2 separate regions of the Homo sapiens genome follow, and region 1 is linked to region 2. Evidence: read pairs that join two places in POLR2A ChIA-PET (ENCODE). Cell type or tissue: HepG2. All regions are shown on one strand. Region 1 holds the start of LOC107984334 (a long non-coding RNA gene). Region 2 has its middle 56 kb from the start of LINC02733.

Region 1 (5,000 bases), 65 kb before region 2:
CACCCACTCTCTCTCCCTTCCTACCTTCCTTTATTTTTTGGTAATGGGGGTGTAAGTCTCTGTCTCTGCCCTTCCTGTCACTGTGACACACACACACACACACACACACACACACACATACACACACACACACACGCATTCCTATTCCTCTAAATTCCCCCTGCCCCCCCAGTTATCTTTGGTTTCTGCAGATCAAAACAAATCACACTTTTATGCTTGAAATTCTCCGGGGTGCCCCAGTGGCCTGCAAGATGTCCCCTGGACCCCTAAGGCAGACGCGTGTCACCTCTTCGGGGCTTTGTTAGGGCATTTTAGAGGTTGCTATCCAGGAATCTGCCCACCTAGACTGCCCTTTAGTTCAGCCCAGCTTCAGTATATATCTCTGTTGCATGAATGAATAAAATTATGCAACTCCAGGTAAGATACATGAGGTGAGATAAAGGCAGTGACTCAGCCGAGTGATACACTCAGGGACAGCTGTGGGTGTTCAGGGAAGGACTGGCTCAGAAGAGTTAGAGGGGCTGTGTCCAGAAGTGTGTGGGTGCCCACAAGTGTGGGGGGCTGGAGCCCTAAACTCTGCCTTTGAAGACAGTGGTCAGGCAGGAAGGGCGTCATGGGGTGTGGAAATAGCAGCAGCTGAGGTTTAAAGGGGGAAGCTGGCTTTGAGGAGTTCTGCCTGAGGGTTTACAGAGCCTCACCTGTCCCCAAGGTGGCAGAGCAGCTCATCAACCCCTTTGGAGAGGATGATGATGATTTTGAGACCAACTGGATTGTCGACAGGAATTTGCAGGTATGGGGAGAGGGAGAGAAACCATACCATGGACCTTCCCCAAAGTGGACCCAAAGAGAGGACCCCACTGTTCTGTAGGGAGGCCTCACAGTGAATGATCAACCCTTCCCCTCCTCCCTCCTGCAGCCAGTCATTCACTCACAGGATTCTCACCTCAATCTTTGAGGCTGCAGGCAGGCACCCATCTCCCCATTTCACAGGCAGGGAAACTGAGGTCCAGAGAGAGGGAGAGATTCCTCCAAGTCATCAGGCACATACAAGGTCCTGCCTGGGATGATCTTTCTGTGGGACTTCTTCTGTCCCTGGTGACCAGGTGTCCCTGTTGGCTGTGGATGAGATGCACCAGGACCTGCCTCGGATGGAGCCGGACATGTACTGGAATAAGCCCGAGCCACAGCCCCCCTACACAGCTGCTTCCGCCCAGTTCCGTCGAGCCTCCTTTATGGGCTCCACCTTCAACATCAGGTGTGGCCAGAGCCAGGGGGCTGGGTGGGAAGCCCCTCCTAGTGCAGGGGTCTGCCTAGGAACTTAGAATAGCACTAGTTAATGCATACAGGTTGCTTCAGTAAGTGTCAGGCACTGTACTATGCTCTTTATAAACATTAACTATTTTTTTCCTCCCAATAATTCTGGTTTGTTATCCCAAGTTTTCAGATAATTAAAGTACAGGTTCAGAGAGAGTAAGTTGTCCAAGGCCACATAGCTACCAAATGGTGCATTTGCTACTCGAAGGACAGCCTGTGATCAGTGATGCAGTGGAACGTTAGGACCTGGCTCTTGTCATCCAGAACTATGTTTTCTTTTCTTTTTGAGACAGTATCTCGCTCTGTCGCCCAGGTTGGAGCGCAGTGGCGTGATCTTGGCTCACTGCAACCTCCGCCTCCTGGGTTCAAGTGATTCTCCTGCTTCAGCCTCCCCAGTAGCTGGGATTACAGGTGCCCACAACCACAACTGGCTAATTTTTGTACTTTTAGTAGAGATGAGGTTTCACCATGTTGGCCAGGCTGGTCTCCAACTCCTGACCAGTAATCTGCCCGCTTTGGCCTCCCAAAATGCTGGAATTATAGGTGTCAAAACTATGTTTTCTGATAAGCTACGATGCTTGGATGGGAAGTGGAAGTGGGGTTCCCTGGGATGGGGGAGGGGCAGCAAAGTCCCAGCAGGCAGCCAGGCCATCACAGGTACCTCCTGAATTGACTTTGTCCTACCGAGTAAAGGGCTCAGGCCACCCACAGCAGCCAGACTTATCCCCACATGGTCCCACTTCCCTGATTCCATCTGAATCCCTCTTGAGCTGCAGTGGGCTGAAGGGCTATCCCAGCTGGTCCTTTCTCCCCAGGACAACAGAGTTGAAAGTGCCTTGGAGAGTGTTGGGCACATGTCAGGGTTCATACTCAAGGGTTTCTTCCACGGTATCCAGTGCTGTTCTCGCTTGTTCTTTTCTTTTTTTTTTTTTAAACGGAGTTTCACTCTTGTTGCCCAGAGCTGGAGTGCAGTGGCATAATCTCGGCTCACTGCAACCTCCGCCTCCCAGATTCAAGCAATTCTCCTGCCTCAGCCTCCTGAGTAGCTGGGATTATAGGTGCCAGCCACCAAGCCCGGCTAATTTTTGTATTTTTAGTAGAGACAGTTTCACCATGTTGGCCAGGCTGGTCTCGAACTCCTGACCTCAGGTGATCCACCCTCCTCAGCCTCCCAAAGTGCTGGGATTACATGTGTGAGCCACTGTGCCTGGCTGCTTGTTCTTTTAAGAACCAAATATCCTACTAGACTGCAATCGAGTTTAACTACAGTCTATAGATAGTGTGAGGAAGGGTTGGGAAGGTGATCAAATGAAGGCTGGAGGCTTGCTTAGGTCAGAAACATTTCTGGAGGATGACTTTGAGCCCTACATGGTCTGTACCCCAGCAGCTGAAGGTTGTTGAGGGGTGGGGAGGGCTGAAAACAGAACGATAAAGCATAGACCTTGTCTCCAAGGAATGCACAATTTATGGAGGGAGCTCAAACCCAAGCCTCAAACTCTGGATACAAGGTACAAAGTACTGGATGTCCAGAAAAGGGACAGAACATGGAACACAGTCATCTTTGTCTGCCTGGGAGGCGGCTTCCAGCTGGGTCTGGAGCTGAGCCATGGAACATGGGAAGAATCTGAACTTGGGCAAGGGCAGGCCATACTCTCTGGTAGATAAGCTTTCCCTTGCAGGGTAAAGGTCTGGGGCTCCCGGGATGCCTGTTGCTAGGAAGTCAAATTTCTCTTTGTGGATGTCACTCCCAGTTGGAACCACAAATTCCTGGCATTGCCCAGAGTCACTCATGGGCCTCATCTGAACCACTCATGCCAGGGCACCAGTGTTTCTGACTGCCTGGAGTGAGGGGTTTTACAGGGGAAGTGAATGATGAGGAGGCCTTTACACGCCAGGCGGGGTGGTTGCGGGGGTTGGATGTTAACTCTGGTCAAGAGGGAATCAACAAACAGTGAGGTGAGCTGGGCCTGGAGGGATCACCGGGAGGTACAGGACAGATCAGGAGAGAGGTGAGAGCTGGGGCATGGTGAGGAAGACGGTGTGGCCTTGGCTTGGGCCAACTGAGAGAGAGGAGCGGGGGTAAGGGAGAAGTAAGGCCAGGTGTTGGTCCTTTGTCCACTGGCTCAGCCCTGCATCTCCTGTTTCTTTCCAGCCTGAACAAAGAGGAGATGGAGTTCCAGCCCAATCAGGAGGACGAGGAGGATGCTCACGCTGGCATCATTGGCCGCTTCCTAGGCCTGCAGTCCCATGATCACCATCCTCCCAGGGCAAACTCAAGGACCAAACTACTGTGGCCCAAGAGGGAATCCCTTCTCCACGAGGGCCTGCCCAAAAACCACAAGGCAGCCAAACAGAACGTTAGGGGCCAGGAAGACAACAAGGCCTGGAAGCTTAAGGCTGTGGACGCCTTCAAGTCTGCCCCACTGTATCAGAGGCCAGGCTACTACAGTGCCCCACAGACGCCCCTCAGCCCCACTCCCATGTTCTTCCCCCTAGAACCATCAGCGCCGTCAAAGCTTCACAGTGTCACAGGCATAGACACCAAAGACAAAAGCTTAAAGACTGTGAGTTCTGGGGCCAAGAAAAGTTTTGAATTGCTCTCAGAGAGCGATGGGGCCTTGATGGAGCACCCAGAAGTATCTCAAGTGAGGAGGAAAACTGTGGAGTTTAACCTGACGGATATGCCAGAGATCCCCGAAAATCACCTCAAAGAACCTTTGGAACAATCACCAACCAACATACACACTACACTCAAAGATCACATGGATCCTTATTGGGCCTTGGAAAACAGGTCTGTCCTCCACCTGAACCAGGGGCACTGCATTGCCCTGTGCCCCACCCCAGCTTCCCTTGCTCTGAGCCTACCCTTCCTCCACAATTTCCTAGGGTTCCATCACTGCCAGAGCACACTGGACCTACGCCCAGCACTGGCTTGGGGTATATACTTGGCCACCTTCACAGGGATCCTAGGGAAGTGTTCGGGACCTTTTCTCACTTCACCCTGGTATCACCCGGAAGACTTCTTGGGACCAGGTGAAGGAAGATGAGGTTGTGCTGACCAGAATGCTGCTGGAGAACTGCCCCAGGGCTGACAGGCCAGGCTTAGCTGAGCAGATGTTATCACTGGCCCCAACTTACTTTGAGCAAGGGTGGCTGACCCAAAACCATGAGGTGGCAGTCAGCTGGATGACAGATGAACACTTCCCCCATAACTATTTAGGGTAGTACCCAAGCACTACAGGAAAGGGTGGCAGGAACTGCCTCACTCCTAGGAACTGGTAGATGGTGAGGTTGAGGGTGTCCAGCGCCCTTAGGTCATTTTCTCACTGCCTGGGAACCTCACCAAAATACTTCTTGCTTCCTTGGGGTCAGCCCAAAGCTGTCACAAAATCAGATATTTCCCTTTATTCCAGATTTCCTGGACACTTTCACCCAATTATAAACACCCCACTTCAGCCCCAATCACGTGGGAGGAAGTGTAACTTCCCTTTTCTGGATTCTCAAGCAGTTACTTTCACGGTCAGAACACGCAGCTATTATGATTGAAAACTTAAAAGGGCAACAATTTCAGTCTTGCTTCTAGGGCTAGACAGGAACTTGGCAAACATCTGTGGCCTGTTCAGCAAAGGATGTTAATATTTAAGAATCTTGTCTTGGGCTGGGTGTGGAGGCAAGTGGATCACAGG
Region 2 (5,000 bases):
TGATAGACTGATAAAGAAAATGTGGTATATATACACCGTGGAATACTATGCAGCCATAGAAAGGAATGAGGTCATGTCCTTTGCAGGGACGTGAATGGAGCTGGAAGCCATTATCCTCAGCAAACTAATACAGGAACAGAAAACCAAACGCTGATTGTTCTCACTTATAAGTGGGAGCTGAGTGATGAGAACACATGGACACAAGAGGGGAACAACACACACTGGGGTCTGTAGGAAGGTTAGAGGGGGAAGGAGAACATCAGGAAGAATAGCTAATAGATGCCGGGCTTAATACCTAGGGAATGGGTTGATCTGTGCAGCAAACCACCATGGCACTGCACATGTACCCTGGAACTTAAAAGTTGAGAAAAAAAAAGTGATCTTAGTAAGTGCAAAAGACTGGAATGAGATCTTCCAATCACGTCTGACTCAACCTCTAATTCTTGCTGTGAAAATGTATATGATATATTAAAAAATCAAATAAAAATGGCTTTTAGAATCGTATAAAAAAGAAAATAACCTGAAATTCCAAGAAAACAGGCAAAGATGAACATTAAAAGCATTAGGATGGTTGTTTGTAGGGGAGAAGGGAATAGGAATTGTGATAAAAGAAAATAGCTTAAATAGCTTTTTTTTTAGACAGGGTCTCACTCTGTCGCGAAGGCTGGAGTGCAGTGGTGTGATCTCGGTTCACTGCAACCTCTGCCTCCTGGGTTCAAGTGATTCTCTTGTCTCAGCCTCCTGAGTAGCTGGGATTATGGGCATGTGTCACCACACCTGGCTAATTTTTGTATTTTTATTATTTTTATTTTTATTTTTATTTTTTTTGAGATGGAGTTTCACTCTTGTCACCCAGGCTGGAGTGCAATGGCGCACTCTCGGCTCACACAACAACTGCCTTTCAGGTTCAAGCGATTCTCCTGCCTCAGCCTCCCCAGTAGCTGGGATTATAGGTGCCCATCATCACATCCAGCTAATTTTTTGTAATTTTAATAGAGACGGGATATCACCACGTTGTCCAGGCCGGTCTTGAACTCCTGACCTCAGGTGATCCACCTGCCTCGGCCTCCCAAAGTGCTGGGATTACAGGTGTGAGCCACCAAGCCCGGCCATAATTTTTGTATTTTTAGTAGAGACAGGGTTTTGCCATGTTGGCCAGGCTGGTCTCGAACTCCCGACCTCAGGTGATCCACCCACCTCGGCCTCCCAAAGTGCTGGGATTACAGGCGTGAGCCACCGCGCCTGGCCATAATTTTTGTATTTTTCCATGTTGCCATGGAACATGGCATGTTGTATTTTTAATAGAGACGGGGTATCACCATGTTGGCCAGGCTGGTCTCGAACTCCTGACCTCAGGTGATCCACCCACCTCAGCCTCATAAAGTGCTGGGATTACAGGCGTGAGCCACCATGTCTGGCCAGAAAATAGCTATTTTTAAAAGGAGTGCAAAGTGAGGGTTTCGCACAGAAACTGGTATGTGGTAAGTGCTCCCTAAGTGTCAGCTATTACTAATTAATTAAGAAACAAGTAGTCCAAAGACAGTCAGTGTGTTTCCCCAAGCACACATCTTGGTAAGTTCCATGAAGAGGCATGGTCTGTAACTGTCTTGCCATGATCATTTTTTCAGGAGCCTAGAGCAGTGTTTGGCAGTCGATATGTCTTGAATGATTGAACAAAAGCTAGTTTGTGACAGAGCCACCCAGCGGAATGTTCACCTCGTCCAACTCTTCTACACAATCGAGAGAAACATTCTTTTCTAATTTCCTTCCTTTTTTAGAAAAAATTAATAGACCTTGGTTCTGTCCCCAACGGTCTGAATTAGGGGTTAATTAGGGTTAACCACATTTTGTATTTATATGTCCTTTCCTATGGAGACATCAAAGCCCAGAAATGTCACCTCAATGCCCATACAGCTTTCCCCTCACCTCCAAGAGTGACAGAGTGAAATTTAGAATCCCAGGCCCTTGCAGGTAAGTCTGACAGTTTCAGTGAGCTCTGGACGGGGAGGTGCCCACAGGGTTTGTTGGTCCAGAAAGCAACAGAACTCAGTAGGCTAAAGGGAAGTGAGTCAGTGTCTTAATGCACATGGATTTCAAAACAGTAGGGACTGCAGACTTCATGGTGTGAAGAAACGCATCTGACAGCTTTGTTATTACATCAGGAAAGCTGCAGTCAGCAGACACGTACGGGATGTGGGAGGTTTGTTTTGACCACACCCCTGTCAATAGTTACAAGATAAGCCAAAGCAAGAAGCACAGACACCATGCCTGGCAGAAAAGCGGCCGTTTGCGGAACTATTTTATGTAACACAAAACCACGTTTTCGGTCCGTAAGGCAGGGTCTCCACCTCATTGTGTGTGCACAGATCAAGCAATGACGATGGCTCTTGCCTACAGGAAGCAGCAGAATGTCCATGACCTTCCCCAGTGAGATCATCACTTCTACGGTGCCTGGGACTTCCTTACCTCTTTTTAAAGATCTCCCTCTGTGACAGCCCCCACCTTGCTCACGGAGGACTTAGTCTTCTTATTTGAGTCTTTAGAGCCAGCAGTGGCTAGCATGTTAGACTCACCTGGAGAGCTTTTAAAAAATCCCAGTACTTGGCTGCACTCAGACTGATTAAATTAGAACCTCTGGGCACACACACACAAAAAAATGCTAGACGCGATGTCTCACGCCTGTAATCCCAGCACTTTGGGAGGCCGAGGCAGGTGGATCATTTGAGGTCAGGAGTTCAAGACCAGCCTGGGCAACATGGCAAAAACTCATCTCTACTAAAAATATAAAAATTAATCAGATGTGGTGGTGCATACCTGTAATCCCAACTACTCAGGAGGCTGAGTCAGGAGAATCTCTTGAACCCGGGAGGCAGAATTTGCAGTGAGCCGAGATAGCACCACTGCCTTCTAGCCTGGAAGACAGAGCTAGACTCCATCTCAAAAATAATAATAATAATAAAAAGAACCTCTGAGGGTTGGGCTCAGGCAACAGTATTTTTTAAGCTCCCCAAGGTGGTCCTGACCAGGCCAAGATTGAGTAGCCTTGCTTTTGTGTCTTGCTGATAGGATGCATTCAGTAGATTTATTAAACAAAACCTTATTCCTTCAGTGAAGGCCAGTGACAGAGCCCTTGTTCTGGCCATTTTACTGGGCCAAGTTATAAGTAAGAATCATCTGCCAAGGCACAGGCCTATTGGCCCTCATCTCCTGTGGTTCCCAAAGCAAAACTGTTACTGGATGGAAGGTCTTGACTGTGAGTTGTCCAGGTTCTTGGCATGTTGAGCAAAGAATTGAACAAAATGCACAAAGCAACAAAAGAATGAAACAACGAAAGACAAACAAAGCAACACGAGAACGGAGTAATGAAAGCACAGATTTATCGAAGCAAAAGTACATTCCACAGAGTAGGAGCAGGCTTGAGCAAGTGGCTCAAGAGCCACCCCACCTCTCTCATTTAAGGATTTTTATTAGGCTAAAGGAATTTGGAAACACCGCTAGGTGCCCTTTAGAGGCCTCCAATTTGTTACACCCTATGAAGGATTGGCCTGTGACCAGTCAGAGGCTGAAGTGGAGCCTCAGCCTGCAGTCAATCAGAGGCTGAAGTAAAAACTTCTGTCTTGCCATCACAGGGGTGAGGTGTGGCCTGTGTGCTGCCTAATCTTGCCTAGAACTGGCTGCACCTGCTGTTCTTTTGCTTCTATCTTAACTCTTGGTTTACCCTCCCTGTTCTTCTGCCTCAATATGGCTTTGCTGAGGGCACAATTGGGGCCCAAGGGCCTTCAGACTCAACAGTATGGGGCCTTGGCATTGCTCCTCCCGGATTTGCCATTCACCTGGTGCTAATCTGAGAGGACCCCAAGAGAACCCACTTCTGTAGTTCCCCATGAGGTGTCCAGCTTCTGGGGAAACTGTTGTCCAGTGCAGTAGCTCCAGGGTTAGGATGGCAGGGGCTGGGAGCTGCAGCTGGAATTCCAGCAGAACCGGGAGGGTCCCTCTCCTTGGAGCTGTCATTCCTCGTTCTCCAGCTTTCCTTGACTCCAAAACACCATCAAGGCTGACTGTTCCGTATGACAAAGATAGGATTGGATTTAAAGGAGAAAATATAACTTGCTTCTCAGGTAACCGAGAAGGTGCAAGGGGTAGCCCAGTTGGAGCTGCAAATGCCAGTTACAGGGTAAGTAGCAATTGTCGCATTGTTTGGGTTCTGCTCTCTAGAGAAACCCTTCAGATATTGTAATGACAGGAGCAGCCCAAACTGGGTCTACTCTGTTGATAGCAAAATGTTGAGTTACTTTTTAGGTATAATAGAGCCCAAAACTGTAAGTCATGGAGCCTGGGCATGCACGATAGAAGACTTAACCTCGAACAACACCAATACCCAAACCAATAATTCCTCCCCTCTGAACCAAGAAGACCAGAACAGGATCAGACATGATTGGAATCTAAAAGAGGCAGGAACACTTTTGGAAGCAAGGGGTCCAGGCGAGGCGTGGTGGCTCACACCTGTAATCCCAGCACTTTGGGAGGCTGAGGCGGGTGGGTCACCTGTCAGGAGTTCCAGACCATCCTGGCCAACATGGTGAAACTTGTCTCTACGAAAAATACAAAATTAGCCAGGCGTAGTGGTGCATGCCTGTAGTCCCAGCTAGTCGGGAGGCTGAGGCGGGAGAATCACTTGAACCTGGGAGGCAGAGGTTGCAGTGAGCCGAGATCGCCCCACTGTACTCTAGCCTGGGCAACAGAGCTAGACTCCGTCTCAAGAAAAACAAAAAACAAACAAACAAACAAAAAACAACCTAGGATCAATAGAAAGGAAATGTCTGGGTTTCCTTTGTGGAGAAAAAGGCTGTGGAGACCAAAGTTCTTATTGTGCAGAGGAAGTCTTCAGGTAGCAGGTTTCAGAGAGAATAGATTATAAATGCTTCTTATCAGGTCTGTGTTGATTTTATATGAGGCATGTCGGACCCCCACTTCCCATCATGGCCTGAACCAGTCTCTCA

What was found. Peaks named below come from ENCODE experiments on the same cell type or tissue, not always from the same donor. Only the 100,000 strongest peaks of a DNase experiment are listed, where the experiment ranks them.
Region 1: POLR2A ChIA-PET joins it to region 2 with 13 read pairs; 30 of 35 experiments call an interaction of 5 or more read pairs at or near these places.

The regions. Positions count from the first base shown.
Region 1 is chr11:61,958,789-61,963,788 of GRCh38, forward strand. It overlaps BEST1 (bestrophin 1), which reads left to right. Exons shown (of 11, transcript NM_004183.4): 8 at 710-790; 9 at 1,104-1,255; 10 at 3,467-4,105. It overlaps LOC107984334 (a long non-coding RNA gene), which reads right to left and starts at 1,104. Exons shown (of 2, transcript XR_001748245.2): 1 at 944-1,104. In HepG2, no CTCF peak of the experiment used is centred here; a DNase peak (open chromatin) is centred at 2,923.
Region 2 is chr11:62,023,523-62,028,522 of GRCh38, forward strand. No RefSeq gene overlaps it. Among named protein-coding and RNA genes, the nearest start is that of LINC02733, 56 kb to the right of the region's middle. RefSeq lists an enhancer at 2,066-2,165. In HepG2, a CTCF peak has its summit at 1,701; a DNase peak (open chromatin) is centred at 2,179; H3K4me3 peaks cover 1,297 bases.